Regions from separate parts of the Homo sapiens genome. Here region 1 is linked to region 2. A link is a loop called in an ENCODE intact Hi-C map of the cell type or tissue named here. Cell type or tissue: dorsolateral prefrontal cortex. All regions are shown on one strand. Each heading gives the region's core, and the rest is flanking DNA. Links, peaks and the distances in the headings are about the cores only.

Evidence for each region. Hi-C counts contacts between places; a loop is a spot of excess contacts. Peaks named below come from ENCODE experiments on the same cell type or tissue, not always from the same donor. Only the 100,000 strongest peaks of a DNase experiment are listed, where the experiment ranks them.
Region 1: a loop joins it to region 2, with 4 times the contacts of the local background. A loop is called at or near these places in 4 of 110 quality-filtered maps.

What each region holds. Positions count from the first base shown.
Region 1 is chr5:146,637,975-146,654,552 of GRCh38, reverse strand. PPP2R2B (protein phosphatase 2 regulatory subunit Bbeta) reads left to right here. Exons shown (of 10, transcript NM_181675.4): 6 at 3,829-4,006; 7 at 16,138-16,302. Among named protein-coding and RNA genes, the nearest start is that of PPP2R2B-AS2, 83 kb to the right of the region's middle. In dorsolateral prefrontal cortex, for the core only: a CTCF peak has its summit at 7,921; a DNase peak (open chromatin) is centred at 6,712; H3K27ac peaks cover 2,844 bases.
Region 2 is chr5:146,939,218-146,955,795 of GRCh38, reverse strand. It overlaps a transcript of PPP2R2B not described here. Among named protein-coding and RNA genes, the nearest start is that of PPP2R2B-IT1, 28 kb to the right of the region's middle. In dorsolateral prefrontal cortex, for the core only: a CTCF peak has its summit at 8,439 (motif pointing right); no DNase peak of the experiment used is centred there; H3K27ac peaks cover 1,170 bases.

The DNA.
Region 1 (16,578 bases), core at 4,898-9,897, 300 kb after region 2:
GATGATGTCCTAGGAAGAGGCTCTAAGGCAAAATGTTCCCTGATTTGATGTCACATCCATACACCACAGAGCCTTTCCAAAGTGTTAGGTTAAACCGCATGAGATTGCTGATATTTCACAATTTTTGACTTGCAAACATGGCAGTTTTGTATTTCAACCTAATAGTTTCATTCACAGTAGTGGCTAGGTGTGCTCATTCAGGAACCAAATTAACTGGCTTCAGATCCTAGCCCCCAGCTTATTCTTTGTGTGACATTGGACTGGATACTCCACCTCCCCCCACCTCCCCTGTAAAATGGGGCAAACAGAGGAATCTTCCTTGGAAGGTTGGTTACTGAGGGCGCTGGAGGAGATAACACCTTGGAGTTGGGTGGGGCAGGGAGTCAGGGGTTCTAAACTCAGTGACTGGCACAAGAAGCTCTCCGTGTATGTTTCCAGAGACAACCTTAACAATTGACTGTGGACCTGACTCAGGGAATAGTGTCCGGATCTCCTTCCTGCCTGGCCTTAAAGGGAGAATGTGGCCAGAGCAGATGAAAAACACAGTCGCAATGTGGTTTCCTAATCGGTCCATCGTGTCCTGCTTGAACCACCAAACTTCCCTCTTTCTCCTTGTGAGGGGAGTCACTGGGCAGCAGACAAGCCTTGACGTAGGCCTGGGACTGATGTTGGAATACCACGAGCGGCATTCAGCTCTCCATCCCCCCTGTCTTATCTGAGCAAAGCATTAGAGGCTCCATCCCCAGATACCTACACGGAGCCCTTCCCCATTAAGTAGTACATCATGGAATATGTCAGCCTAAATTAGCAGGCAGGCCCATCACATTAAGCTGAAGCTGTGGGCTGGCAGCTCCCACTCTGTAATGCCTCTTGTTCCTGGCTGCATGCTCCCTCCCATGTCGCCACAGCCACAAGAAATCTCTGCAGACAATGCACGGTAACTGAGGAGGCCCGGGGAAGAGTTTAGGAGGAGCCACAGGAAGTCCTGCAGATTCCATTTCTTTTGTGACCCTTGGGGTCCTGCTTTGAGCTCTGGTACCTCTTGACGGCAGAGGAACCAGGTAGCAACCACAAGCTTCAGGTGGGGAGCTCCTTTGTGACAAACTATAAAAGCATGGCACACATTTCTGAAAAAATAGATGCCCTGTTCAAATACCATGAACACCTACAACACCTAATTGAGGTTTCTTAACTACCACACTACTATGAATACCACTACCATTATAACTACCAGTAACACTAGTTATTCCATAAATTCTCCTGGCAATTTATGTCACTTTCAGAGCATTTATCATACCTACCCTGTGTGATATTTCAATGTGATGTGGTACAGTGGAAAGAACATTCACTTTCCAGTCCCCGAATTAAACCTAGCTATGCTTCCTGTAGCTGGGCAACCCTGGGCCAGTGACTTAGCCTCTCTCTGCCTGAGTTTTCTGTTTGTATGAGTACCTATTTCACAGAGCTTTTGAAAGAATTACCTGAGATTATGTATGAAGAATACTTGACACAGAGAAAATGCCCAATAAATATTTTGGTGTAGTGTTTCTCAGGGCAAAGTCACTTTTTTATCCATCGCAATGCCTTAACTCAGGCATGCCCTTAGTTGATGTCCAAAAGTGTATGATCTTCACTTTAAAAATTCTACCTCATTCTTCCTCTAACTTGTTTTCCATTGTACATCTGGACTGATCTAGTCAAAACCTGGATTTGATTATATCACAATCATTGCAAATCCTTTCATTTTTTTCCCTATTCACTTGGAATAATGGCAAAACTTTTTGGGGGGGGGTGTTGCCTCCTACCTAGCCTGTCACCTCATCTCCCACAATAGCTCCCTTCACTACTTCTGTCTCAACTACAGTGACCTATCAGTTTTTCACTCTTGCCTTGTTCACCTCTATCACGGGACCTTTGCACATCCCTCAGACACATTCTCCCTTTCACTCCCCTCCTGGCCTGGTTAAATCCCTACCCATCTTTCACATTCCAATACATACATTCTCAGGGAAGCCTCTTCAGTTCTCCCTGAGCAGGTTAAATCCCTCTTGGCAGTATATCCTCTCTTTTGCGCACCTAGCCCTTTTAATTATGTCTATCTCCCCTGACAAGAACAGGTATATGATGCCAGGACCTGTGTCTGGTTCTGCTTACCAGTTGAACACTCCAGGACTTTGTGTGGCACTCAGTAAATATTGTTGAAAGAGTGGGTAGGAGGATGCATTGGAGGTCAGATCATCTCAACAAAACCCCAAACCACCCTTTGCGATAGTGAGAGCACAGGGAGCATGGTCACTGTTTTGCAGACAGTGCAATTGAGCTCAAGCTTAGGAGGAGCAGGTTAGTTGCCCAGACCTCATAGCCTATTGGTTAGTGGTGAATCTGATCAGAACCCTGGTCTCCCATTCGCTGCCACACACACTTAATCTATAGGCCCTTATCCGTAATTGGGATGGGGGACCACAAAGACTTTCCTTCCCTTTCCTTTCCTAGTATTCAGAGGACCCCTGACCCTTCTACAGCCACACCTCAAGTCACCTGTGGTTTCTGGGTTATCAAGTACCACATCTGTCTAGAATTCTGTGTTTCCTCTGAATCATTGATTTGATTTAAAAACTCCCGCATAGGTGAGTTAAAGTCCCTCAAGTCTGAACTGGGAGAATTCTTTTTTCTAAAAGGTTATGTTGGTGAGGTGACTGCACTTCAGAAAATTTAACTTTTGTTTTTCTTCTCCTCGCCACCTGGGTTGAAGCCAATCCAGAAGTTGAAGTCTTAATCTACCACCTGGTATCAAATCAGTCGGGGCTCAGTTGCAAGAAATGATTTGCTTGAAAAGAAAATAGCTTTGGTTATTTTATTATCTTGTTTCTATTAAGTGACCACACCTGTGTTGTGGGGTTTTGTCTGTCTTGGGTGTTTTTTTAGTTTGTTCCCTCTCAGGCATTAGTGTTCTTATTCTCTTTCTTTGTAGCCAGTTCACCCAGAACTCAAAGGAGGAAGAGTGATAGGTCTTTGTTCACATTTGCCAGAAAGACGGTCATGTGTGGGAAACTATTTAGTTGCCGATTCTCTGATCCACCAGAAAGAAATCATTTAATCATGTATTCTTACTCATTCAACAAATACTTACTGAGAAGTATTTATGTATCAGTAAGGTGACCATATCATTAATGTTCAAACTGGGACAGTTTTGCATGTAAAAGTGGACACTACCTGGTTCGCACTCTAAGACAAATATAAACCAAGATTTTCTCAGTCAGATGTCATTGGGTTCCCTATATATTAGTGGCTGAATTTGGACGATTAGAGTCTTGGGTGATGCTAAAGTTTCCCAAAATGCCCTTAAGGATTAAGGACAAAGCCAGGAAGGGGTATAGCTTCCAAAGCCATGAGATGAAAAGACATAAAAGATAAATTTAGATTAAAGTTGAACTAGACATTTCTAAAATTTTCCCACAACTCCCTTTTTTAAATAGATTTCATGTTTAAAAAAAAAATAGAACAATGTCTCTGGAAGGTAATGACTCCACAATGGAAGCCAAGTTCCCCTGAGATGAGGCTACCTGGAGGGGCTTAGAAAAATGTTTAGAATTTATAAAGAATGAAATTTCCCACCAGGGCTAAGTGATGGTGATATCTTTTGAAAGAGGAGGAACAGAATGGAACAAGAACAGTGTGTGATTCGTTATTAGCCTCTTCTTTCTCTAACTTGGAGTTTCTTCAATGTGGCTATTATTTTGTGTGTGATAATAAATGATATTAGCATGCACACTCTTTTCCTATGGAAGATCTTTGGTTCTGAAGTGATTTGTTTCTCTTGCATCCCAGGTGCCTGTCCTGAGACCCATGGACCTGATGGTGGAGGCCACCCCACGAAGAGTATTTGCCAACGCACACACATATCACATCAACTCCATATCTGTCAACAGCGACTATGAAACCTACATGTCCGCTGATGACCTGAGGATTAACCTATGGAACTTTGAAATAACCAATCAAAGTTTTAGTATCCTTTCTTTGTGATCAAGAATCAACTGGCCTGAATTAAGAGTATTCAGGTGCGAGTGGGCTGGGAGAAAATATGGAATAGAAATGCAACACCTAGCATTTGCGGAGAACTTGCCCCTTTTAAAATACACTGGCACCTATGAGACTCTTTAATCATAACAATAAAGTTAGGGAAATATTGTTATTACAAGTGGGAGGCCAGGGCTAGCTCTGGATTGGGACTCTGAATCAATTCCTTCATACAGAGGCATTTATATGTCACGAATTAAAATTAGAGGTGATTTTATCAACAATAGGATAAGACCCTAGAGTTCAGGTTCTTTCTCTGTTAAAGGATTCATAAATCTGTATGGACAGCATGGACCACAGACATACTGGTTTCCATTGTCTCATAATAGTGAAAATAATAGTGACTGACATTTATTGAGTTCCAAGCACTTGCAATGGGAACTTTATAGTATTACATTTTTTACCTCATTGAAGTATATTATGCATATAGAAAAGTACATATTATAATTGTACAGTTTGATGAAATGTATAGTATACATATTATAATTGTACAGTTTGATAAAATGTACAGTATACATATTATAATTATACAGTTTGATGAAATTTCAGAGGTTGAACTCACCTATAACCAGCATTGACATCCAGAAACAGAACTTTGCTAACAATTCTCAAGCCCCCATCATGCCTCTTTATATTAATAATTTCTACCCCCAAGGACATATTTGATAAAACAACCCCATAATGTAAGTATCATTATCTCCTGTTTAATTAAAATATAGAAAAGTCGGCTGGCCGCAGTGGCTTATGCTTATAATCCCAGCACTTTGGGAGGCCTAGGTAGGTGGATTGCTTCAGGTCAGAGGTTTAAGACCAGCTTAGCCAACGTGGCAAGGCCCCAACTTTACTAAAAATACAAAAAAGAAATTAGCCAGGCATGGTGGCGGGCGCCTGTAGTCCCAGTTACTTGGGAGGCTGAGGCAGGAGAATCGCTTGAACTGAGGAGGCAGAGGTTGCAGTAAGCCGAGATCGTACCACTGCACTCCAGTCTGGGTGACAGAGCCAGACTCCATCTCAAAAAAATAATAAAAATAAAAAATATATAGAAAGGTAAAAAAAAAAAATGCTGAATAGCTGGGCCAGTATTTTCACCCCCACTATGTTGACCCTCTATTTCATAGTAAAAATTGGTCATTTATTGAATACCTATCATGTGCTCCATTTCTCACAAACCTAAGGCATGAGATTTATGAGGAATGGCACTGAACAACTCAGGTAACTGAACAATTGACCTAGGTATCAATATGGAGTTTTCTCTTCCACTTACCAGCCTCCCCTACTCTAACTCCATCTATCCATGAGCCCTGCCTCTAAAATATATGTCAAATCAACGCATATATCCCTATCTACCTACCTACACTAGCATAAGCCACTGTTGTCTCTCACCACTGTGACTGCAATAATCTCATCTGGTCTCCATTCATTCTTGCTCTTTTATACAGTACGAACCCTTCAACATGTAATTCAAATATCATTCCTTCCCTGATAAAAAACATTCCAGTAGCTTCCCACTAAACTCAGAATAAAATCCAAGTTATTTAACTTGGCCTATAAGATTCTGCGTGATCTGGAACCTGTCTCCATCTTTGTTATCCAGTCTTGTCACGCTTCCCTAATTCACTTCATTTCAGCCAACTAATCACTTTTCTGTTCCTAAGTAAACCTTATTCTTCCATTCTTTGCATTTGCTGTTCCCTCTTTCTAGAATATTTTGCCCACAGCATTCACATGGCTAGTTACATGTCACTTCAGGCCCCAGAGGTACTCTTTCCCATTAACTCTTAAGTAGCTACCAATAACACTATCCCTGTTATTGTCATGGTACTTACCATGATTTGAAATTTTTTTACTTATGTATTTTTGGTTTCCTCATGTTAGGATGTAAATTCTACAAGAGCAAGGGCCTTGTATGAACTATTGCTGTATTCCAGTACGTGGAACACTCTGACATACAGAAAATTATTGAACCTGTCAAGTTCGAAATAATAGTAGGTCATCAAAGTAGCGCTATCCAGTAGACAGTTCATAAAATCTAACCTGGAAATTTAATTTTAAGAGTTATAGTAAAGCTCTGAAGGTTCGTTTATAGAATAGACCCCATAATGGCTCAAACAAATAAAAGATTATTTTCGTATGAAGTCTAATATTGATGATCCCCATCAGCAGGCAGCCTCCTCCAATCAGTAATTCAGAAACTCGGGCCTCTTTCATTTGCAGCTCCCCAATGTTACCATGTTTATAGCAGGACTGTAAAAGGGGAAGGTCATGGAAGATCACAAGTGGGAGATTCCTCTGAGCCATGCCCTAAAAAAGTATGCATTCCATTGGCTAGAATTCAGCCACATGGCTAACTCTTAACTGCAAGGCAGCCTAGGAAATGTAGTCTGGCTGTGTGCCCAGGATAAAAAGACCCGGTTTTGGTACACAGCTAGCTAGTCTCCACCATGGAGAGCACTCAACCGTCTCCAAGGGCTTTCAGGGAAGGCAGCTTTAATCAGATAGTGGCAATTATGAGATATATTTGGAGACAATGAGAACTGACCATCAGGACCATGCCTGGCATATTTTGTTGATCACGGAACAGACTCCACATGCTGTCTGGGCCTGCCTACAGATTTTGCCTGGCAGTGCAGCTGCTAATAGAATGAGTGTGGGTGGTGGTTCCCTTTTTCTCTCTCCATCTATTCCAAGAGCCAGAAATCTGCTCAGGCTCAGCTGGCTGTCACTCTGAGCTTCTGCTTCCCCAGTCTAGGTGACATGTTTTCTGAATTTTGCCTCTAGGCCTTCAAGGGGGAGGGGAGTTTCTTTAGGCATTTTGGGAGACAGATGCCTTGGGGAGAATGCAAAGGGGAAATATTAACAGCGCAGTTTAGGTTATATTCTGCAGATGTGTGACAGACTGCCAGATGCTGGCATACAAATGAGACCGTGCCATTCACCCTTAAAGCAGCCATATGTAAAATAATCATTGTCATCATGAGAACGATGATAAGTGATATCTATATAGTTCTTTTCAACCAGACCGCCCTAAGCACTGAGCCTCTCATCACTGAAGTATAGCCACCTCTGGGGTAGGAAGCGGCCATCTTTCAAAACAGTCTCAGAAAAATACCAGCCACCAGGCAGGTCTCATTTCCACAATGCCCCTTATTCACAAAGGAGACAGAAGAAACATGGTTCAGGATAGAATAATTTGGGATTCCCAAAGCATAGTGTGGCTACTACTGGGGATGGTAAGCAATGTGCTTCTAAGCAATAGTGAACGTCAAAAAACATAACCATCATATCCTACAATTTCATAGATATTCAAAATCTATTTAGATTACAAAGTAAGTGTATGTAAAGCATTAAGTAAATAGTGAGACAAGGGATCTGGAGATATGGTTAGAAAACAGTCATGACTTCCTGTGACTGGCATTTGGTGTGACTTTGGCATTACGGTTGAGAACTCAGGCTTCAGAGTCCAACAAGTGATAGAGGTCTCACCCAGCCCTACCACTTTTCTGGCTGTATAAGCTTTAACATGTTCTTAATCTATCCAAGCCTCCATTTCTCATTTTGTTCATCTGTAGAAAGCAGCTCTATCACGAGAGGATTATGAAAATTAAACACACACACACACACATACGCACGCACACATTTAGGGTAGTGCCTTGCTAAGCAAATGCTCAGTAAACAGGACTAGCACAATCATGATAATTATTGAGAGAACAAGGAAACTAGAAAAGTTGAACATTAGAATGGTAGCTTTTATTCTGCTAATTTTATTATCTGGATTGTCTTTTCAATTCTAGACTCTTCCTTTGGTTCTGCAGTTGGGTGTCCTTTGCAAGATGCTGCCCCCTAGTTACTAAATGTTTTCAGGAACTCTGAGGTCTAGGGCCTTGTGTTTAGCACCAGATCAGAGCAAGGCATTTCTAAACCTCATGATAACTGGTCATGAATTCTCTCCCTTCCATCCATAGCCAGTCTGTCCTTGTCTTGTGTAACAGTTTCCCACATAAGCAGTCAAACTTTCGTCTTAATAGGCTAACTACATCAGGACTATAACAACTCATTAATAGATTAGTAGTTTTCTAGGGCAAGAGACAATAGCAATAAATGAAAATTTATATTAAAAGATGTTGCTTCTTTATGAAAACTATGGTATACCTAGAATCCTTTGAACTCTTTTTGCAGGACTAAGAATGAACTGACCTGAGTTCTTACCTTGTCCAACATGGGATCTATTAAATAGGCCCATATCGAGTAAAAATAAAGACTAGCCCTCAACGATGATAAATTGAGCACCTAGTTTGTGCCAGGCATGAAAATGGGAAAAAACAAATTTGCCGCTTTCAGAGTAATGTTCATCAAATACACTGAGTATATAATTACAAACTGAGATAATTTCTGTGAAGACAGGGAATATGGTTCTATGAATGCATTTTTAAAAATCCTGCTATAGACCAGGGAAGGCTTTGCTGAAGAATTAGTTAAGATCTGAAAGAGGAAGACTATGAACTAACTTGGCAAAGAGGTGTGGAGACATGTGTTCAGTGTGTACAGAGGTCCTGTGGCAGGAGAGAGTATGACATGTTGGAGGAATTCTAAGAAGGCCACTATTTTTGAAGCCCAGAGAGTGAAGTGGAGCATGGAGTAAGCAAGGCTGGGAAGGGTAGCAGAAGCCTCACCTTTCAGAAGTCCAGTCTCTGAATATGAGATAGAGGACTTATCTGGGAGAAGCCAGCTGGACTCTAGGGATACTTCAACTTTGACCTTGGTCCTAACAACCCTGTACAGTGGCTTCATTTTATTTGTCAACCAAGCTGAAGCCCTGTTAGAGTCGATTCCCTAATTAAGGGACCAGGTAGCCTCAACTCTTGGCTTCCAGGTTCTAGCACTCATTACTACCATGGACAGCAGCTTCCTTTTAATTCAGTGGGATTCTGCCAGGCAGGCTTCCAGGGGAACTGTGGGGTCTAGTACAAGTTTCTCCCCTGTTGCTGCTTCAGTGGCTTTCACCCTGCCCAATACATATTTAATATGACACCATGTGTCTCTTTGTCAGTCTCCTCATATTGAGCCTAGGAATTGGCAAACACTCCATGAATATTTACACATTGACTTTTTTTTAAGCTCTTAAGAGAGGAATATCCCTTGGAGTCCTCTTTGGAGATTTCCAGTGTCTCATCATCAAGCAACATGTCCTTTCAGCTAATAAGATCTTTATGTTTCATAATCATTGCTTAATATCCAAAGATTAAATTTAGACCATGGAAAGGGAAAAAGATCTCAAAGCAACTCATGTCCCTAAAAGGAAATCACACTCATCAAACAAATACGCTGTGTTCACACAAAGATATTACTATTTTCTACCTTCAGTACTGGCAGACTTTAAGTGGGATATGAAAAGCCTCAGCTGCTTTTGAATGTGGGTACTTTACCCTGGTAAACATAGATTCCACTCTTCAGCTTGGCCAATGTTTATAATACTCAGCCCTGCAGAAAAGCGTCCTACTTGGCTCTCTTATCCTCCATTGGCTTAGACAGGAATTGGGGAAATACGCATGTCAGTATTAGCAAAATCAGCAGCAAAGGGACAGAGGCATATGAAAGTCACCTCACAAAGGCAATGCATATAAACCCTATCCTTGGAGAAATATGTGCTTCCTTCAGAAGAAGGAATATTCACTCCAGTGTAAAACCACTTAAATTATCTTTTCCATTATCTTGTTTAATAATCAAAATTCTTAGAGGCTGATAGGGTTACACCCATTTATAGGCAAAGAAATGGAAACCCAGAGAGATAAAATGACTTTCCCAAATTCTCTTAGCAAAATGGAGATAGAATCAAAACTGAATCCCAATCTCTGGTCCCCATTTTGTTACAATCACTGTATTTTTCACAATATTATCTCAAACTTTACCCATCGAGATGAGGTTCCTGGTCTCGCAGCTCTCTCACAGATGATTTTAAGCCAGGGAAACTGCTATTTTTTAATGCTTATTGTTTTCTTTGTTTAATATGTATTCATTGTAGAGATTTGGGGAAAATAAAATGACCAAAAATCTTACTACCAATTTTGCTGTCTATACATTGGATTCGCATCACAGTTTTAACTTAATGCTAGCTAATTCAACAATGTGGGTTCAGGGGGAAATAAAAGAAATTTTAAAAGCCAAAGCCAAAAACAATTTAAAACTCCTGATTTACCCAAGAATCTTTCTTCTTCTTTTTTTTTTTTTTTTTTTTTTTTTTTTTGAAACTTTCCTAAGGGAAGAAGTTCAGGTTCCTAATCCACTTTTTTTTGCATTACGATATTCTTTTATTGATATTATTTTTAATACAAATAATACATGAATACAAGTTATTTTTTGGTAAATTACTTTAGCAATAAACAATTCACCTCTTACTCTGCTAAAAGGTTAGAACAGGTTGGCAAACTGCCCACAGACCAGATCTATCCCAAAGTGTTTTTGTAAGTAAAGTTTTGTTGGAACACAGCCACACCCTTTCAGTTACATATTATCTATGGCTGCTTTCCTGCTGCAACTGCAAAGTTGAATAGCGGTGGCAAAGGCCCAAAAGGCTGAAAATACTTGCTGCATGGTCCTTATGGAAGCTCGCCTAGTTTAGGATATGGACTCACACTTTTTTCTATCCATTTATATATCAGGCATATTCACAGACTATTTTATTTTGTATATAGTTGGGATTATACCATATGCCTTTTTCTTTTTAAAACAATTTTTTATTTCCACAGGTTTTAAGGAACAGGTGGTATTTGGTTACATGAGTAAGTTCTTTAGTGGTGATTTGTGAGAATTTGGTGCACCCATCTCCTAAGCAGTATACACTGAACCCAATTTGTAGTCTTTTATCCCTCACCTCCTTCCCACCCTTTCCCCCTGAGTCCCCAAAGTCCATTGTGTCATTCTTATGCCTTTGCATCCTCTTAGCTTCCACTTATGAGTGGGAACATACAATGCCAAGAACCTTCCTTCTATTCAATCTAGGACATATAGAGACATAATTTCTCTCTCCCTTTCCTGCTTTTACTGCTTAGTAGTTATCACTGCCTAATATACTGTGTATAATACTCATTTACCTTGTTTATTGACTGTTCCCTACTAGAATATAGGCTCCATGGATCAGGGGGGCTTGGGGCCTGCTTTGGTCACTACTGTATCTCCTGCACCCAGAAGAGTACTGGCAGGGTATAGATTCTTTGGAAACACTTATAGAATACACAAAGAAAGAAATGAGTGAATGGGCCCTTGTCTGTCTCCCTCTCTCTCTCTCTCTCTCTCTCGTGTGTGTGTGTAATATCTTTTACGTGGTCTTGGTCAGACTGTATATACTTTGTACCTAACTTTCCTTACCCAAAATAGTACACATCATAAGTATGGAAAGTATCCTAAGTTTTTGTTTTGTTTTTCAATACAGGGTCTGGCTGTGTTACCCAGGCTGGAGTGCAGTGGCACAATTACCACTCACTGCAGCCTCAACCTCCCAGGCTCAATCAATCCTCCTGCCTCAGCCTCCCCAGTAGCTGGAACTACAGGTGCATGCCACCACACCTGGCTAATTTTTGTATGTTTGGTAGAGATAGGGTTTCACCACGTTGCCCAGGCTGGTCTCAAATTCCCAGGCTCAAATGATCCACGCATCTTGGACTCCCAACTTGTTGGGATTGCAGGTGCGAGCCACCATGCGTGGCCCTAAGATTTTTTCCAGCCTGAAATACAACTTTATTAAAAGAAAATGTGGAAATTGTGCTGATCATTGAAATCAAAAGAAAAACCATTCGTAAACCCACCCTGATAGAACTATCACTAATGTTTTAGTGTCTTCCCATTTAGCTCATCATTTTCAGAGTATAAGTTTTAAATGACATCATCAAACTGTTGTTAGAATTTTGTGCACTATGGTTTTTACAGACTTGGAAATTTCACTGCAAAAACAATTTAATGAGATATATAAAAATTCATCTAATCACTTCCTTGTTCTGTATATTTATTTAAGTTGTCAATCTTTTTCTAATATCATGCTGGACTTTTGTTTTCATAAAAAGCTTTTTCTAAACTTGGGATTAGGAAATGATGTTTGAATGGCCCCCATGCTACCTCTTACCATCCTGCCATGACCCTCTCCATTCCCTCATCCCACACTGATGAACCATTTGTGGCTCTGGCTTCCCATTTGTTTGAAGTGGATCCCTTAAGGAGTGACCTCCTGGTGTCTTCAATTATTATTTTAAATGATGCCTTAGGCCACTGCCTGGCACAGCGGTGCCCTCACCTTCCCCTCTTCTGCCTTCCAAGCATGGAGCTCAGCTGCCAAGCTGGCTATGCCCCCTCCTGTCCTCAGAGCTGCCTCCAGAGTCCCAGCAGAGAGCCAGATTAACCCCTTTTGTTAGCAGATGTAATTTGCCTGGGCTCAGCATTAATAAGAAATGCCGTAAGCAGTCAGGTCAAGAAGAACAGATCTGTCAAGCCCCAGGGTTAATTTAATGGCAATCTGTTGGCTGTCGGGGTTGTATATTAGCCATGAATTCAATGCTCTGTTTTGCTTTTGCCATCTAGTTATTTGGGACAACAGGGAAATAATTTGGATAGAGAGCTCTAAAGGATTAAAAAAAATAAAAGTGACTGTCAAAATGCATCATTCCATTTTCAAGATTATACGTGGAGCCACGAATTGCTCATCTTCTTTCTCCTTCCCTCCCAACATGAAGGGCAAAATTACATATGCTGAAAACATGGATCGCCCTTTAGAGTTGTGCAGGGGAAAATGCCTGGGTTTCTAGAGGATACAGATGTTGAATATCCTCTCCCATCATCCCCATAAGTCACTTAATTTTTAGCAACTAGACTTCTCTCAAATGTTTCTAGAACTCACCAAATCCTCCAGCAGGTAAAAATCCAAATAATCCCTTATCAGGCTTGTGTCCCAAATTCTGCTTCAAAAAAAAAAAAAAAAAAAAAAAAAATCTTAGAGCACATAAAAATTCTGATTCTGGAAAATGCAGTCACCAAAGTGGTAGGTAAATTAAGAGAGCACAAGCCTAAAGCCAGAAGAGATGGGGCTGCCCTCTCAGATTAGCTGGGGGTCTTTTCAAAGGAACCAAAATTGTCACATTTTGGCCAGCTTTGTGAGGCCATTCCTCAAGGGAGGCAGAGTGGCATGGTGAGAAAGAACCCGGGCTCTGGAGTCAGACAAGCTTGGGTTCAAATCCCAGCTCTGCCCACTGTGTCACATAACCTTGAGTAATTTATCTGAGTTCCCTCGGCTGTAAAATGGACCTGTTAATAATCCTGCCCTCATAAGGCTGAGATGAGGGGCAAGGGGGACAACACATGGAAAGTGTTAGCACAGGGCAGGCCTGGCCCCTGATCAGCATTAGCAACTGGCCATATCTTCCTCTTAACTTCATCATCCCAGTGATTAAAAAGAGGGATAATCATGGTTTATCCCTGGAACCCCTTTGAGTCAAACTAAACAAGCCCTCTACTCAAAAAGGAAGACTGAGACCTGCTGGGGATAGGAAGCCAATGGCTTGGGGATGAGGGCTGGGTGGTGGGTAGGCTTGGAAGGTCCAGTGAAGGAAGGAAAGATCCAGAGATGGCAGCTCTGGGCAGATCTCGTGGGCACAGCCCCACTGGCATCCTTGATGGTGGAGGATGTGCCTGGTTTCATAGACATGTTTAGGCACTTTGTTTTTGCACATTCTTACTTTGGGGCTTTATTTTTAGGTGGGAAAAAATAACTGTAGCTGTAGCACCTCCCCCTCCCACACAGCGAAGATCCCTTCCAGTTCAGCTTGTTTTCAGAGCTATACTGGTAGAGGTTGAGAAAGCTGACACCAGATTTTCTTTCCCTATTTGGAGAAAAGAGAAACATGTTCACAGGCACAGTGGGATATCAAGGCTTGCTCTGGAGGATGAGGAAATCTAACAGCAGCTGAAAACTAACCTCCGTTTACCCAACGCCACGTCATGGCCATAAAGCCCAGGGCATGGGTCAGTGGCTGAGAGAGCACCGGAGCTGCAGCCTAGAGCCTCCTCCTGAGGGGCACAGGCTCTTGCTCCACAGCATGTGATGCTAACTGCAATCATATTTATAACTCTGGCAGAAGTTGAGTTGAAGGGTAGTATTTTGTGAATCCAGGAGACTCACATGCCCCGGAGACCCAAGTAATATTTGCATCTGGGTTTGGTAGGAGAAATTGTAGTAACATGTACTGTTAGCTCAGTCTCATGCCAATTTTAGAAAGAACCCAATAGGGTTTATAAGAGATAATGAAGGGGAAAGAGGCACAACCAAATACAAAGCCATTGTTGCAACAAATTGCATGTTGGAATGTTGTAGCAGGAGCATAGTGATGTTTGATCATAGATGATTACTTTGTTAGTGCTAGCGGGACTAAAAATATCAGTGCATTTGCTTGTACCGCATCTAAACTCTAAGGAGGGGACTATGCTACTAGCTTAATGAAAAGCATACAAGACTTTCATCCATCTCAGTCTAATGGGGCAGTTATATCAAGTTATTGCTTGTTGATTCAATACATTGTTGTCCAAAATGTGGTGCATAAACTCCTGGCACACGCATTTGCAGTTATCACATGTCAATTTTTATGCATATTACTTAAAATGTAGCTACCTTATTAAACCCATGATTTTATGAACATTGGGTTACTGTTTAGATAAAGCTAAGTAAAGAAAAAAGTGAATCAATTTAAAGTTGATCTGAAAGAAAAATGTTAAGTAAAAAGTACTATCTGATGATGCACAGATAGGGCAAAAATCACAAAGGTGGCTCACGAGTAGGAAAATCTAGGAAAAGTGGGAGTCCTGTTGGTCAGCTTTACTGTGTAACAGCATCCACATCACAAGGCTTGTTCTTTGCAGGATGTTGCTGGGTCCTCAGACAGTACCTCGGCCCCTCTGTGTCCTGATCCCCCAAGCTCTGGGTGGAGGTGTGAAGAGATCTGTACAAACCCACTCCTTCACTCATGCCAGACATCCCAGTGAAGGGGTTTATTTTCATTGAGTCACCTTCATAAATAAAAGACTAAATGTTTCATTCCAATATACAAGGATATGGTCTTTAAAAAATAGAGGTATAATTCTTGATCAGAAAGGGAAATACTGAGAAAAAAAAACCCAGATGATAAAACTAAGGATATTTTCCACGGGACCCTAAAACTTTCCAACTGGATGGCTTGTTTCTGATACTTAAAAACTCCCTCACAAGCTGAAAAGCAGATCACAACTTACAGAGACTAGAAGTCTTATATATCATACATGAGAGAAATTTTGCATAATTATGAAAGAGCACAGACTTTGCACCTGGGATGAAATCCTAGTGTTGTCACTTAGCCATGTGACTTGAAGCAAGTTTCTTTATGCACATGGAGCATCCGTTTCCACCCCTGAAAAAATGAGGATAAGGAAAACGCTAATTATATAGAGTTCTTGTAAGGATTAAATGAGATAAAGTACATGATATGCTTTGTACAGTGAATGGCCTATAGCTAGTGCTCCATTATTGGTGGCAGCTATTATTATTATCATCAACATATTATAAAGAAGGGCTTAGGGATTTCATGAAAGAAGATATGCACTCTATTATTATAGATATCACTTATCAGCCCAATAATCCATTAAGGAATCAGATAAAATGAATTATTTGGTTATAATAGGACCAGTACCTTAATCATTATTATAAAATGAGAAGCAAAATCTTTGCAACTTGGTACATTTTAGCCTGATTGCACAAGCAGTTAACTTTGGTCATGAGTGGATGTCTTTTACATGTTTATAGAGGATAAAACACAAATGAGGAGTCAAGAGACCTGAGTTCTAATGCTGCCTCTGACTACTGGGTAACCCTGGGCTATTTTCTTAAAGTTCCTGAGCCTCATCTGCCTGGGACAAGTTTATGATGAGGATCTACCATGTGCATAGCAAATGTTGACATATTTTACTAATATAAGATGGTGCCATTGCTAATTCTCCCCTTCCCCAAGTTCCTGCCTCCTTCTCCTGGTTCCTTCCTTGACTCGTCTGTGCCAGATATTGTGGACATTAAGCCAGCCAACATGGAGGAGCTCACGGAGGTGATCACAGCAGCCGAGTTCCACCCCCATCATTGCAACACCTTCGTGTACAGCAGCAGCAAAGGGACAATCCGGCTGTGTGACATGCGGGCATCTGCCCTGTGTGACAGGCACACCAAATGTGAGTAGCAACTGAAGGGAGGTGGGGGGCATGGCCACTGGCCCCAATGTGCTGGGGGAGAGCCTGGAAGCTTATGATCTCCCTTTCTACACCAGACACACTAGGAGTAAAGAAACTACAAGTGGGAGTCAGCTCCGTATTTTATATTTCAGTAAAGATGAACATTTGTGTTCGATTCCAAAACATCCAGAGATGAAAATAAATAAGACATGACCCTCATCAGAAAAGGGTTTAAATAACAGTGTGATGTGATCCAAATTATGTGTTAAGGAAATC
Region 2 (16,578 bases), core at 5,537-10,536:
AAAAAAAAAAAAAAAAAAAAAGTAATAGAAAGAAGACTATTGTTAATGACAACCTATCAAGTGACCAGACAGAGGGACAGAATCTGTAACCTCTTCCATGCAGAAGTAAATCAGGACACCTGCACTCTGAGAGTAAGCAAGCCCCTTTGTTCCAGTTCTTCTTGTGCTGGGTGTTAAAAAGAGTCAGAAGAGCACTTCTCTTGGGAATTACTTACCAAGCATTATTTGAATGGCTTAATTTTTTTATGGGTCTAGTACTACTAGCATATGGAGATACTGTAAAATTGATACTTCAGGTGCTTCCAATTTATCTGGGGACGTAATTTATAGTTTTCATTACAGAACAATTTAAAACATTGTATAACTGAATGCTGTGCCCTATTTACTTGCTACTCAAAATGTAGTCTAGGCATTGGCATTACCTGGAACTTGTTAGAAATCCAGATTCTCAGGCCCACACCCAGACCTAATGAATCAATATTTATAATTTAACAAAATCTGTAGGTGATTGATATGCACATCAAAGACTTACCAGTGGATTCTTGGACCAGTATTGAGCTGGATGCATAAGAATCATCTGGGGGCTTTTAATTATTCTGATTCCTAGGCTCCAACAATAATGTATTATATTTTAGCACAATTGGTAGAGTATGAGCTCTTGGTAAAGACTGCTTATGTTTAAATTATGGTTTTCACTCTCACTAGATGAGTTAATGGCCAAATAATTCAACCTGACTGAGTCTATTATCTCATCTATGAAAGAGGGAAATTATACCTACTTGGGAGGACCATCGAGCAGATAAGTTATTCATCATGGTTCTTCCTATACAGTAAGCATTCAGAGAAACTCTGGCTATTTTTATTCTGATGGTCAGTGAAGTTTGGAAATACCTACACTATGGGATTGTACCTGGTTTATTTTACTGATTAGAAAATATGTCTTTTGGGGTAAGAGCTAAGTAAAGGAAACACTCAGTAGTATCATTGCCACTATACCCTCAACTCAACACACACACACACACACACACACACACACACATATATACACATATTCATATATGTATACATACACATATGTACTGGTGCGTGTGTTTCTCTAAAGATCTCGGCTCTCTTTTCATTTCTTTTAATTTTTTATTTTCATAGGTTATTGGGGAATGGTGGTGTTTGGTTACCTGAGTAAGTGTTTTGGTGGAGATTTGTGAGATTTTGGTGCACCCATCACCCAAGCAGTGAATACTGCACCCAGTTTGTAGTCTTTTACCCTCACCCCCTTCCCACCCTTTCCCACTGAGTTCCCAAAGTCCACTGTCATTCTTATGCCTTTGCATCCTCATAGCTTAGCTCCCACTTATGAGTGAGAACATTCAATGTTTGGTTTTCCATTCCTGACCTGGATGAGATTGGAGACTATTATTCTAAGTGAAGCATGTCTTTTCAATTCATACATTTTCTGGAGGTCCAACTGATCTGCTTAAAAACTGACATGGGAATCATTTCAATGTTAGTCATTCCATTTTAGCAGAGCAGTAGTTGTATTAAAGTATCCTCATATATTTTGAGGTCCTGGAGAACTAATACCAAGAAAACACCTTCCAGGAGTGAGGTTCGGAGGAGGGAGAGAGACTGGCTCTGATGGCTCCCCAAACTGAAAAAAAAAAAAAAAAGTCTCTTGGTAAAACCAAACTATGTGATCCTCTCTTCTACAGGGAAATGCTGTCATAATGTGGTATTTATAGGGAAAATTAAATTGCATGCACACCTGCCCCCCAAGTCTACCTCACAGATACCAATTGGTAGATATTCATATCCCAATTTAGAAATACTGGAGACTTCAGTTCTTTCTTAGTGAACAACCAAACTAGTTGATGCTACCAATTCTCTTTTCATGCATCTCTACCCATTTTCTGGCTTTGAATGTCTTATTAAAATATCCACATTTGTGTTTAGATGTATGCATTCTTACATAGGAGTTTGGCATTGGATACATCCTCAGTAGCCGATAGTCACCGAAACCTATTTTTAACAGTTAAATAGGAATAATAACTACTTCATGGGATTGTTATAAAATTAATGGAGATTGTGTTTATTGAAGGGCTCAGTGCAATGTTTAACACAGGCTAAGTATTCCATAAACATTGGCCATTTTGCCATATTAACTTCTTCACTTGGTGGGATTCATTTTCTTCTGATAATTTAGCAAATTCAGTTTTGTATCACTTTATATCTTTTTGTGACTTAAATAACAAGTATTTGACCAACTCCATTAACACCACTGAATTCATTTTTGCCTTTCCTCCCCTAACTTATGTGAGGTTCCCATCGTTTGAAATAAAATGCTTGTTCTATAGTAATATATGGCAACTCAGTGACTTCTATGTTTGGAGCTGGTGTATCCATTGTGCCCTGGATGATAAAATTATACCCCGTATACCTTGGTAGCAACCTTGCAAATGAACTGGAGTATTACATTTCAGACATATTATAAATTGCAAATATAAATATGTCTGTGTAAGTATATGTGTATGTATTTTGAATGCAACAGCTACAGGTCGAGCAAATGAGGAGAGTAAATGCTTTATCAGAAGCCATGTTGCAGATTTATTCACAATCAGTAGTTTTGTTCAGATGCAGATTCATGTGCATTTCTTACTACACTTTCTAGTTTATAACTCAGTGCTCTGTTTTGATTAGCAGGAGGGCATGTAACTGAGTATCAGCCATTTAGCTTTTGGCTTGTGAAGCCAGGGATTCTAAATATTGTTTATCATTTTTACATATTTTATCTGTTAACCTCAGAGATGGGTTTTATTTTGAAACTTTGCAGCTATCTGCCTAAACTTACTATGATTTTAGTCCCCTACCCCTCTCACTTATTATCTGCTGTTTCTATTCATTTGCTAACATTTTGTCTGAAGTGGATAACCATCCAGGTCATCCATTTGCTAAAGCTTATGACTCTCACATACCTAGCAGCCAAGGTTAATCACATAATCTCACTCGCTCACACTTTCCACTGACCTTAGCTATAATCTATCACCAGACCAGATCCTGCGGTTCCAGACTATACAGATGGTGTTACTGCCTTTCTTATAACATTGTACCTTATAGAGTTCTTCAGTTGCAAGCAACGGAAACTGATCCTGGCTAAAGCTAGCAAAACAGGACATTGTTGGCAGAACATAGGTAGTTCAGCACATTGAAAATCTAGCTGAGAAAGGGTTGGAACTGGGCAGCTAGGGTGTCTATGTATCCAATTGACTGTCCCATCTGAAAGCTATTCCAGGAATTAATCGACCCCAACTTTTTTTCCCCATCCTTGTGTAGCTCAGCTCAATACCCAAAGTCTTGAGAGAGACAACGTGATCATTTTAACTTGGATCACATTCAAGGCATCCTGATTGACAGCCTCACTAAGATCACACACAGTGATGGAAAAGAGGTGCCCCAGCAGGATGCTGTTGTCTGTCAAAAAGAGTGAATGGATGGAGAAAAAAAAATCACCACAAGTACTTTATGGTGTTGTTTATCTTGGTTTGTAATAATAAGTGATCATTACAAAGGACTTGGTCATCCCAAAAAAAGGATTTAAAAAATCAACAGGGCAAGAAAGAAAGGGAGAGTTATTCCTTTACTCCCATGGGAAGATATTGAAGATCATGATAATAATATTTTCAGTTTACTCATATACGTAGAATTTTATTTGTAGAATCTTAGCATTACAAAAGTGCCAAAGATTATAAATTTCCATGATCCTCTAATGCCAGGGTGGATCACCTACATTAAGTCACTGAGGAGCTTTAAAAAAAAAAAAAAAAAAAGATTCTATGTAAATTAGTTCAACCATTGTGGAAGACACTGTGGCGATTCTCCAAAGATTTAGAACCAGAAACACCATTTGACCCAGCAATCCCATTACTGGGTATATACCCAAAGGTATATAAATCATTGTATTATAAAGATACATGTATGCATAGGTTCATTGCTACACTATTCACAATAGCAAACACATGGAATCAACCCAAATGCCCATCAGTGGTAGACCGGATTTTAAAAATGTGGTACCTATATACCATGCAATATTATGCAGCCATAAAAAGGAATGAGATCATGTCCTTTGCAGGGACATGGATGAAGCTTGGACTCATTATCCTCAGCAAACTAACACAGGAACGGAAAACCAAACACCTCAGGTTCTCACTTATAAGTGAGAGCTGAACAATGAGAACACATGAACTCAGGGAGAAGAAAAACACACTGGGGCCTATTGGGAGGGACCTGTCGGGAGATGGGGGAGAGCATCAGGAAAAATAGCTAATGCATACCGGGCTTAATACTTAGGTGGTGGGTTGATAGGTGCAGCAAATCACCATGGCACATATTTACCTATGTAACAAACCTGCACATCCTGCACATATACACTGGAACTTAATTTTTAAAAAAAAAAGGCATGAGGAACTTTAAACGGGGAATGGAAATGTTCTATATCTTAACTGTGTTGGTGGTTACTGGTTACATGGGTATAATAATTATCAAAACCCATCAAACTGTACACTTAAAATGCATACATTCTATTGTATATTATACCTCAATAAAGCTGATATTAAAAAAAAACAAACAAAAAAGAGATTCCAGAGTACCATTCTCAGAAATAATGCTTTATTTAAATCTGGAGTTCATCTCCAGGAGTGAATTTGAAGAACTGCCAAGTGGTAAGTGAGGTCTTAGATAGAAGGGCCATTTGCCTGGGTCTTTCAATCATGAAAAATCTCAAATTTAGATGCTTGACCTTATCTCTACCTGAGGTTGTATACCATCATAGTATACCAGGATTTAAAGATGACTGTATTTACACCCTTTAGTGTTTTATCCATATTGCCGAAAATTTTTGGCACTAAGAATTAAATATTTCTTATATATCTGTTAATTACCTGGTAAATGGCATACCTATGTTGTTTGTATCCTATTTTGTGCTAACAGCATTAATTTGTTCATGTAAACCTTGGAAATTATACCATGACTTTAGTCACCCTCTTTTGACATTTATTCAAGCAAGAGACTTGGTCTGTCTTGGCATCTGGGAGCATACAACCTGTGATGTTAGGTCCAGCACTTAGAGTCTTTCTAGGGATACTATGTACAGCCTAAACAGTGACTCTTTGGCTGTATATTTATTTTCACTACCTTTTAAAAGCATTAAAAAGAGCTGTCAGTACTTGGAAAAGTACTGATGTTTGGCCTTGTCTCAGAGCAGTTGAACCTGAACTTCAGGGGATGGGCCCCAAATGTCACCATATTTCAAGGTCTTTCCAGGTGATTCACTGTGCTGCCAACTTGAAACTTAAATTTTTTTTAAAAAATGTGACATAATTTTGGATAAGTAGAACAACTGTCAGGCTCTGTGCTCTGTCTTTGGCAGTGATATCAGCAAAGCTATTCATTTTTTTAATGGTGCTTTAAAAAGCTAACAGTACTTCTTTAACATAAATTATCTATCATGTTCAAAGTTCCCTGATTGCCTTATTTTTAATTTTTACAGGTAAAATGTAGGTATATATATTTATGAGGTACATGAGATATTTTAATACAGGCATACAATGCATAATAATCACATCGGGATAAATGGGGTGCCCATCTCCTCAAGCATTCATCATTTCTTTGCGTTACAAACCTTCCAATTATATCCTTTTAGCTATTTTTTAAAGTACAATAAATTATTGTTGACAGTAATCATTCTGTTGTGCTATCAAATACTGGCTCTTACTTATTTTTTCTAATTATATTTTTGTACCCATTAATCCCCACTCCTATCCCCACTACCCTTCCCAGCCTCTGGTAACCATCATTCTACTCTCTGTCTCCATGAGTTCAATTGTTTGTCTTTCTGTGCCTGGCTTATTTTACTTAACATAATGTACTCTAGTTCCATCCATGTTGTTGCAAATGACAGAATTTCATTCTTTTTTATGGCTGAATAGTATTTTATTGTGTATAGGTACCATGTTTTCTTTATTCATCTGTTGATGGACACTTAGGCTGCTTCCAAATCTTTGATACTGTTAATAGTGCTGAAATAAACATGGGAGTCCAGATAGCTCTTTGATGTACTGATTTCCTTTCTTTGGGGATATACCTGCTAGGTAGAGCTGGATTATATAGTAGCTCTATTTTTAGTTTTTTGAGGAATCTACATACTGTTCTACCTAGTGGTTGTACTAATTTACATCCCCACCAACAGCATAAGAGGCTTGCCTTTTCTCTACTTCCTCAGTGGCATTTGTTATTGCCTGTCTGGATAAAAACCATTATAACTGGTTTTTATTTTAACTGGGGTGAGATGATATCTCATTGTAGTTTGGATTTGCATTTCTCAGATGATCAATGACATTGAGCACTTTTATATATGCCTATTTGTCATTTGTATGTCTTCTTTGGAGAAATGTCTATTCAGAACTCTTGTCAATTTTTAAAATCAAATTATTAGATTTTTTTCCCATTGAGTTGTTTGAGCTCCTTATATGTTCTGGTTATTAATCTCATGTTGGATAGATAGTTTGCAAATATTTTCTCCCATTATGTTGGTTGTCTCTTCACTTTGTTGATTGTAAAAAAAAACTATTCTTGAAGCTTAATAGTACCACTCATGTCAAATGTTAGCAAACTCCTAATCATCTGTAAGTACCTAGCACATGTATCACCTTCACCATGCAGCATTCCTTGACCTATTCAGGCAAAAAGTTATTATCCTGTCTTTTATGCCAGGAATTACCCATGAAGTTCTGTTACAAGTACAGATACATGACCCCAAACCCAGTGTTTCAGAAGCTCCATGGGTGCCCTTTCTGAGATTCTGTGATTTTTAGCAAAGTCCTTAGATGAGTCTTATGTACAGCAGTTTCAGGAAACATTACTCTATGCCCTCATGGTATGTGTGCATACTTCTGTTGTTGCACATTCACTCAATTATAGTTACTTATTTACCTGTCAAATGTATCTACTAAACCATGAGCCTCTTGAAAGTAAGGATATTATCTTAATTTTAACTCTCAAGTCCAATCATAATGCCCTCTTAATAGAAGTTTTTGCACCAAATGAATGAATATGAACAAATCTCCCCAAATCAGCCAAATTTCCTTTAATGATTCATGATTTCTCATAGGAACACATGAATTTAAGAAAACAAAATTATAAAGATTAAGTTATTTCTTTTTTTCCCTTTGTTTTCTACTTAATATATAAGACTTAAAGAATTTAAGCCTTCTTTTCATTGTTACATTTATATTTTTGTGTACCTACATCAGGCACTATTAGAAACTAGAAATATAATAATAATAGCTAATATTTATTGAAATTTTACCATCTTCCAGGAACAGTATCAAGGACTTCACATGCATTAAGTCATTTCATCCTCCCAACTAACCTATAAGACAAATAGGTATTAACATTATCCCTCGTTGTATAAATGAGGAAACCAAGGCACAGACAGAGTAGATAATATATTTAAGCCAAACACCTAGGAAGCAGCAGAGCCAGTGTTTAAACCCAGGCAGTCTGCATCCAAAGACAGCTCATGCCCGTAACAATGTTTCCTGCCTCTGAATGTTGAATAAACATAGTCCCCAGTCTTAAAGCCTCATGGGAGAGACAGACAGTCTCAAAAAGTATTTGCATAAAGTGTTAAGGGTTTATAGGGTAAGGGAAACGATTATATGAACACAGCATGGCAAGTTTTAAATTTTGCCTTGAGAGGAGTAGGGGAAAAATATGAATGAAGAGAACTTGGCTTAGCCACACAACCCTGTGGTCTCATGAGTGCATGCCTTTGCTTATGCTACCACTTCATTAGGAATCCCTTTACAGAGAAGGTGATTGGGTTGAACATGAAAGGTGATTAGTGGGATTTCGCCTTGAGGAAAAGAAGAGAACGCAAGGGCATTCCTAATGAAGTGGTAGCATAAGCAAAAGCATGGACTCATGAGAACACAGGGTTGCATGGCTAAGCCAAGTTCACTTACAGCGGCTCCAAAGAAGGAAGTGGTAGATGGTGAGATGTGAAAGGACAGTGGTGAGAAAGGTGCATATGGCCGTTAGATCTCTCACAGAAAGTCTAAGTGATTTGAGCAACAAGAGAATGTATTGCCTCATCAAGCAGTCACAAAATAGGGCTGGCCCCAGGTATATAAGGCTTTAAACCATATGTTTAGTTAGGCACCTTGTGTCTTTCTTCTGGCCTCTCAACTTGGCTTCTGTCCCATTGGCTCTGTTCTCTGGCTGCAGCTCCAAGCCTCAATCATCTCATTACACAAAGCACCAAGCTCAGCGACTGAGACAGTCCACTTCTCCAACAGTTCCAGAAAAAACAGGAAATGAATTTCATTGACCAGATTTCAGTCACGTGCTGGTCCCTGTTGATCCTGATCCAATCACTAGAGGGCAGACTGCACAGATGTCTAAACCACATATTCAGGCTTTGGAAATTATGAAGTAGGCGCAAAGCACATGCAGGTAGAATAATGAAGAGATAGACCCCAAAGTAGAATTGGGGTGCTGTTGTCACAAGAAGAGAGCATAAATGCTGTGCAGAAATATAACAAATATCCACTGAAGTTGAAGTTCACATTTTGAGAGATCCTGAATGTTGTCTGTAAACTAACCAAGGCATCTGCCTCATATTATGGAATTTTTCCCTAAACGTTTAGTAATGAGCTTTGTCTGATTACTGACCTTGTGTAGATCTCTGGTTCCTTGGGGCTGAAACTGAAGAGCAGGTTGCTGTCTTTCCTTCAGTTGTGAGGATGTTCAACATAAAACAAGATGCAGGATTGAGCCTTGACTTTGGCTTTCTTGAGAAACACCCTCTCAGGCTTTCTCTGCTGAGTATTTTTTAAAGCTGTCTAAACGGATACCCCCACCCCTACCCCAACCACCCAATTCCCGTCCTATTGGCAGCCACTTTAGAAGGGAAGTGTGTGAGATGGGAATTGTTTAGATGGAAACAATCCTTCTGTAATGGCTTCGGCCTCCTCTGGCATGAATTGAGCATTTACAGTAGTGAAGCCATGTTTTATTTATGTTATTTCCTCAAGACCTCTGGTTAGCTTCTCAATTTGCAATGCAAATTAGACATAGAAAAGATTTTATATACTCTACATACAATTCTCCATACATCCACATTCAGTGACAAATTGTAATCTTTCGGCCTAACAGTTCTAGTGTAATTTTAGATAATAAAAATATTCACCACTTACAGTTCTAGCTTATGCTAATAGACCCACAGTCATCAGAGATGCTGAGACTAAGCAACAGACTTGGGACTCAGAAAAGTAACACTATTGATTGCACTGCCTTTTGAAAATGAAACTTGCAATGAAAGACTCTAACTTACACCCCAGAACTTGGAAGGAGGAGCAATTACCATGAATTCAAGCATCACTTGGCATGTGAGCTCTTGCTGTTGTCCTATCATACTCCAAGCAGTGGTGGGGGGACAGGGGGAAGACAGATATCAGAGCCACCTTTGAAAGATGGGAAAAAAAGACTTGTCTCTCTTCATCTGGTACTGCTTCAAGTTGATTGCTGAAGTGTGCACAGGGGTAGTTGGGCTATACTCGCTACTAGCTAATTGTATGTCCTTTTGTGTAAAGCTGTTGCTTAAGCGGCTACAGCGTTAAAAGGGAACACAGGGATAAAGAGATTTTAGATAAATCATTTTATAGAATCCACATGACTAACGGCTGGCTTGGCTCAAAAACTAAATTGTGAATTAGAATCGATAGCCCAAATGTAACAAATCTCACTCAGCCTCTGGTCACACTTCAGTCTCTGCACAATCCCAATATTTGTCTTTATAAGGTAAGAGTTGCCAGCAGCTGACGACACACTGACCATTAGGCAGGGGTCCATAGTAACACCTGGCTATTAGAAAGATCTGACACGTGTCTCAGCTCATTCTTGGAAACAATGGTTCTTCTTGCATACCATCAGTAACATTCTTTCTCAAATCGAATTGCCTTACACAATGATTTTCTGTCTTCAAAAATTAGACTTATGTGCACACAATATAAAACTATGTTATCCCTGATGACAAGGCTGAAAATGCTTTCCCCCACTGTCCTCTAAACTTTAGGAAAACAAATTGCTATTTTTATTTCCTATTGCCTCTCCAGTGGGTGCACCCTGGGCACACAGCCCTTAAAAAACATCATCAGCAGCTGCTATAGCAGCACAACTTTAGCTTCTTGTTACGAAAAGCCTCTGGGTTGCAGTGGGGAGCAAGGTAGTCAATATATCGGACTTGGACAGTGCCCAAACAACTATTACAATTCAGACCATGATTTCTGGCCCAATTCTGGAAAAGTATTTGCTTTCCAAGATAAAAATCTGTTTGGCAGAAAAGAAATGTTTGTTTTAAAATAAAATCCATTTGGTTAATAATTATCCACCCAGTTTTAGGTTGCTTTCCTCATTTCTGTAAATAAATTTTCCTACATTGCCTCTCCCAGTGATTGATGAAAAGTGGACTTAAATTTTGAGGAAGGAACCTGAAGAACATATCCAAGTCCTCACTACCCTGTTTGGTAATAGTTGCATCTAATGTCTTCTATTTTTCTTCCTGAATTAACTAGATAGTATAGTGTGTAGGAAGTACAAAGCAGGTATTCATCAGGAGTTACAGAGATTTAACATGGGTCATTAAAGTGCTGTATGTTGGCCTAATTTGAAAAATAATTCCCCAACTATGGCTAACGTATACTAGAAGTCAGTTTGTCTATCTGTGTAAATGAGGGTTTTGCAAATCTTAAGTTAGAACATATTTGTCAAAGAGTCAACACAGTAAGTTACAAGAGGGCATCTTTGGTTAAATAACAGAAGCTGATCTAATCACTAATTTGCCATACCTTTTCAATGAAAACAAACTATTAGACTCCTCTGAGAGACCAGATCAGACATTCGTTTTCTTCTTCCCTATTATCTAGATGCCCTTTTTTCATCACAGTATTTCTTTACCTTTAATAAATTGTTTTAAAGGTTGAGGACTACCAAGGGTGGAGGAAGGGCAGGGAAGCAAGGTTGCAAATGAATTTTACTGATAAAATCAGCCTTTTCAGGTGCTATCAACTTGAAATAAATAGAGCTCTTATACCACCTACACAGTCTTCCCGCTCCTGTGAGTATTCTTCCTTTTTTTTTCTCTTTAAATCATGGGACACAATTCTGCTTTCTCAGGAGATATATTGAATTTCAATCAAACTATATAAAACCCAGCCAAAGAAAATCTGGTACAGGTCAACCACTGTAATAATGTGGAAAGGCTAAGAATGCTGCTGTTATTTAATCTTGTGATTTCTCTGAACCTTTCAAATCGTTTGGCGTTTCCTTGGGTTGCATAATCTAATAATGAAAACAAAATAAGGTTGTGGGATCTACCTTTTCTTTCTTTCTCTCTCTGATCTAAAGCTTGAAAATCTCTTTTCAATCTCTTCCCTTCAATTAATGAAATAGTTTCCCACCCCACTCCCATCCTGCCTGGAGACACAATTGCCATGGTTACCTGGATACCTTTTCTCAAAGAATATATGTAGTGGCAATCGGCAATTTAGACGTCTCAGCGTATTGCACTTAGGAGCAGTAATGAGACCATTATGGAACTACTTGTAGTGAAAATACTATTGATGTTACAGTCTGAGATTAAAACTTTAATTTGTATTCATTTACTCCTTTAAAGAGATAAGGATGAGGAGGCTGGTCTCTGTAGCTAAATAGCAAGTTACTGACAGGAAATGTCATCCACTTGAGACAAGGTGTTGGGGCTGCCTCTCCTTGAACACATGTCAATGAGGCTGAAAGAATAGACAGAATCACCCACCAATCCAATACAAAGTTAGCAGTAAAAGGCCAGTGTGAAGAAGGGCGTATTTTGGGAGCAAGTGTTCCTCAATAGTGAATCCATGTGAAGGATCACGGAAAGAGATACGAAGGGATATTGTCTTCATTTTATCTGAAAACAGTGCTTGTTTCAGTAAGCTGGATTTGGATCCTCTCATATAACTCCTTACAGATTTTCTCTGGGGAAAGAATACTTCTCTCTGAGCTTATGCCTTTCTGCTATAAAAAAAAAAAATGAGTGCCTCTCTAAACCAGGGGTCTTAACATCAAGTCCATTCTAAAGAGTTGAAAGATGGTTGGCAAGTAATTTCAACTACTGATAATCAAAAGGCCCAAATGTGCCAAGATTGCAATTTAAAGAAAACACATTAAAATGGAGTCAAGATTAACCCTGTAATGTCATTTACTTTCTTACAACCTCATGGGCTGAATGGGAGAGAAAAGGGTTTAGTTACAGCAAGAATGTTGATAAATTCAATTAACTATGAGTACTGAAGCTAAAAGTACTGCTTATTACCATGGCTCAACATTATGTCCCTGATTACTTTTTGAGTATGCATTTTTCTGTGAATTAGTACAAGGCCTTTGATTAAATGAAACTGATCTCTTGGAAAGGCAAACAGGAAACACACTAAATTTCCCATTCACATTCCCAAACAATGTAATTTTGAGTGACTTAATAAAGAAATAAAACTCAGTTCAATCAGAATCTCTGGATTGCAATTCCATACCCTGTACTAAAAACATGTGTGGATGGGTCAGAATTAGAAATTTATCAAAGTGTGAAAATACTAGATTAAAATTATGGATTTGGGCCGGGCGTAGTAGTTCACGCCTGTAATCCCAGCACTTTGGGAGGCCCAGGTGGGCGGATCACGAGTTCAGGAGATCGAGACCATCCTGGCTAACACGGTGAAACCCTGTCTCTACTAAGTACAAAAAAAATTAGTCAGGCGTGGTGGCGGGCACCTGTAGTCCCAGCTACTCGGGAGACTGAGGCAGTAGAATGGTGTGAACCTGGGAGGTGGAGCTTGCAGTGAGCCAAGATCATGCCACTGCATTCCAGCCTGGGTGACAGAGTGAGACTCCATCTCAAAAAAAAAAAAACTATGGATTCACATTTATTACCTAAGAATAAAGAAATGCCATGATTTAGAATTTCACATAGGAGAACATAGAAATATTCATAAATTTAAAGTTTTTAACATATATCATACTAATACTTGTAATCTAAAGGACAAAGAAGATGGGAGAAACAGGAGTTCTCATGCATTATTGGTGGGAATGGAGTTACTCCATTCTTTCTAGTGTATAACTTGATAATATGTATAAAAATGCATATTTTTCTTCTACACAGACATTGTATTTCTAAGCATTTATCCTAAAGAAGTAATTGCACAAGTGCAACTAAAAAGTGAAAGAAGAAAGACACATCACAGCATCATTTGTTATAATTTGCACAAAACTGTAGACATCTTCAACTGCTTCTGTCCTTGAACTTGACTTATTTCTGACGGTATAAGAAAAGAACATTTGTTTTGAGAAATATTTGAAAAGACATCCACCAAATTGTTAACATGGTTATTTTTGGTGGGAGGAATCTAGATGATTTTTAATTTCTTCTTTATACCTCTCTTTTTCACTAATTGTATTAGTTTTACAATCAGGCAACAATTTAGCTGTTAAGGGTTAAATCATGTTCTCTCCAAAATATGTTAAAGTCCTAACTCATAGCACCTCAGAATGTCATCTTATTTGAAAAGAGTCTTTGCGCATGTAATCTGAAAAATCAAGTTAAAATGAGATCATTCTGAATTAGAGTGGGCCCTGATCCAATATAACTGTTGTACTCATAAGAGAGACACTCAGGAAGAAGATGGCCATGCAACTGGGGAGGCGGAGACCGGAGTGAGGCATCTACAAGCCAAAGAATGCCAAGATTGGCAGCAAACACCAAAAGCTGGAAGAAGCAATAAAAGGTTCTCCTCTACAGGTTTCAGAGGGTGGTTGCCCCTGCCAACACCTTGATTTCAGACTTCTAGTCCCCAGAACTGTGAAAGAATAAATGCCTGTCATTTAAGACACCTAGTTTGTGACTTTGTTATGGCAGCCCTAAGAAACCAACACAAAAGCTATTTTAATTTGGGGAGGAAATTTCATTTACTATACAGATGCAATAAAAAGTCTCTTCATTCTGCTATGCCACACATGGACTAGCAAACTCCTCTATTAACTGTTCTGCATCCAATATAGTAATCTGAAATTGAATTAATTGCTCATAGAAAAAGGAAGTGGAAAGGTTCTATCAGGTGGGCACAAAAGTAATTGCACCAACCTAATGTTTTTTAGTTTTTCTACAGATGACATAAATGCTGATGTGGTTCTGAACACACCCCTAAGCAACAGAAGCATCATTTTTCAAGGGCCCCAAAGACTCCTCCTTCTCTGAACCATCACAAGTATTATGAATTATCCAGAGATCTGTCTTATTGATGGACTACCTTAAAGAATTTCAGGCCGGTTTGTCATAATTTTCATGTTTTCCCTCAACCATATTAAATGTGACTATAACAATGAGCTGAAAGGAAAATTAGGTCCCAAGTGTTTTGGTATTTTTTCAGTATCGAAGGTCAACCACATAGCAGTTAGCCAGAATGCATTGTGAACAGACATATGGCATTTGTTGGGGAGAAGAAAGGGTGGGAGGAGGAGTGTCCTGTTTTCCAGCTGCCTTCCAAAGTCAGGCTTGATTGCTATAAAATCTTATTGCATTTCATGTAGCCTCATAATCATTTTCTTTCTAAAATGGCCTTTGGTAATCTTGAGAACAAAGAAGACAAGTCTCCAGGAAACTCATTCCTTCTGATTGTGCTAGGTCTTCAGCAATGTAAAATCGAGGCTCTAAATGCACCAGCGGTGGACAAATGTCCTAGTCCAGTACTAAAGTCTGAACACTAGGGCAAAGAACTATTCAACAAGGAATACTTCCAGGAGAAGGCTACGGCTTATGGAAAATATACTAGGCTGAAATCACTCATATTCTCTTTAGAGTAACTACACTGATACTAATTTAATAAAATCATACCTGTTTGGATGCTCATATGATAGAGAATTCAGTGGAACACAGACAACTGTGGATGCATGGGGAGGATATGTATGCACCTAGTGTGATTTGGAAGATAACTAAGGGGCCAAGGATTAGTCAAGCACTTGGGCAGTTTCAAATGACGGAAACCCAATTCTATCAAGTTTATACGAAGAAAAGGAAAAGGGATTTTGTTGGGAAATCAAAGGGTAGAGGTGGCATTCAGTCTCTAAGGGCTCATTAAATATGTGTCACTGTGCTCCCTTTTTAGATATGTTCTCCTTGGGCAGTAGCCTTATGTTTTTTTTTTTTTCCCCTAGCAAATGTTCTTCCATCTGGACTTCTTCCATCTGGCCAGAACAAGTAGGTATAACTCCTGACTGGCATTCTTATGGCTCACAATCCAAAATGAAAGCAAAAAAGGGAGAAAAATTCTCCTTTCTCTGTGTCCATATATAAATATTCCAGAGAAGTTCTCTGTTGGATTTGGAATAGATGTTCACATTTGAATCAACTATCCTGGCCAAGTAGATGTGGCGCTTCAATCATCCAGGCCTGAATCTGCAGCCAGGAGGGCAGGGCTCTGAGACTTGTAGCTCTATTAAGACAAAGTGGAGTGGAAAGATCAACATGGAGTTCTGCTATCCAGAGAAAGAAGAAAATGATGCAAGAAAGACAGACAGTAGATGCCCACTAGAATACTTTTGTTCACCAAATGCTAACTCATCTCTTCTTGACCTAGACTTCCATGGCACTTGAAATCTTTGTTTTACTCTTTTAGGTTACAACTGCCATACATTATATAAAAAATAGGTGTAGGTAGATAGATACTATGTAAATATTCAAAGATTACAAATGGCTCAAACCTTGCAGAGCTGACAAAAAGCAATGACAAGCCAAACTCTATAAACAAGTAAATAAAACTTGATTGCAAAATAAAACTTGTACATGAGCTGAGCTTTAAATTAAGGAACAGTTAGGTATATAATGTTGGGAAGTATAAGAACAGCTTATTTTTTAAAAGCAAGCTATACATAAATATAAAGCTACCTTGAAAAAAATGTCAAAAAGGCAACTCACTAATTTGGGGATAAAATACAAATACCAAATGCATTGTTACAATTTTTCCTATTCAAGCAGGAATACTATGTTTGACCATTCAAAAATGTTTCCTCTATGAAGCAGGAGGTCCAGTTCACCTCATAAATAGATATAGTCAGTGTTGCATTTTCCCCTTAAAGTGGAGCCTAGGCCACCAAAAAGTTTGTCTTTTAGAAAAAACATTTATGAAGAATTATGAATGACTTACAAAACAAAAGTTGTGAATTTGTAGCAGTGTGACTCTTAGAGATGGAGGATTTACCATTTAAGCGATGGCAAAAGTTGAAGCCTAAGCTTGACTTCTGCTCATCACCCTCTTTCCCACTCGCAGGACCTTGAACGTGACTTGCATGTGCTCAGGGTCTCACAGTTTGCCTCAGACTAAGATTACATCATAAAGATCTCATTCCCCAGACCCTCTGGTACCCTGAGGTAGAAGTATTTATTTTTATTTTCTCCTTTTAGGTATCAACTTTTAAGGGAAAATTCCAGGTGATAAAGCTGTA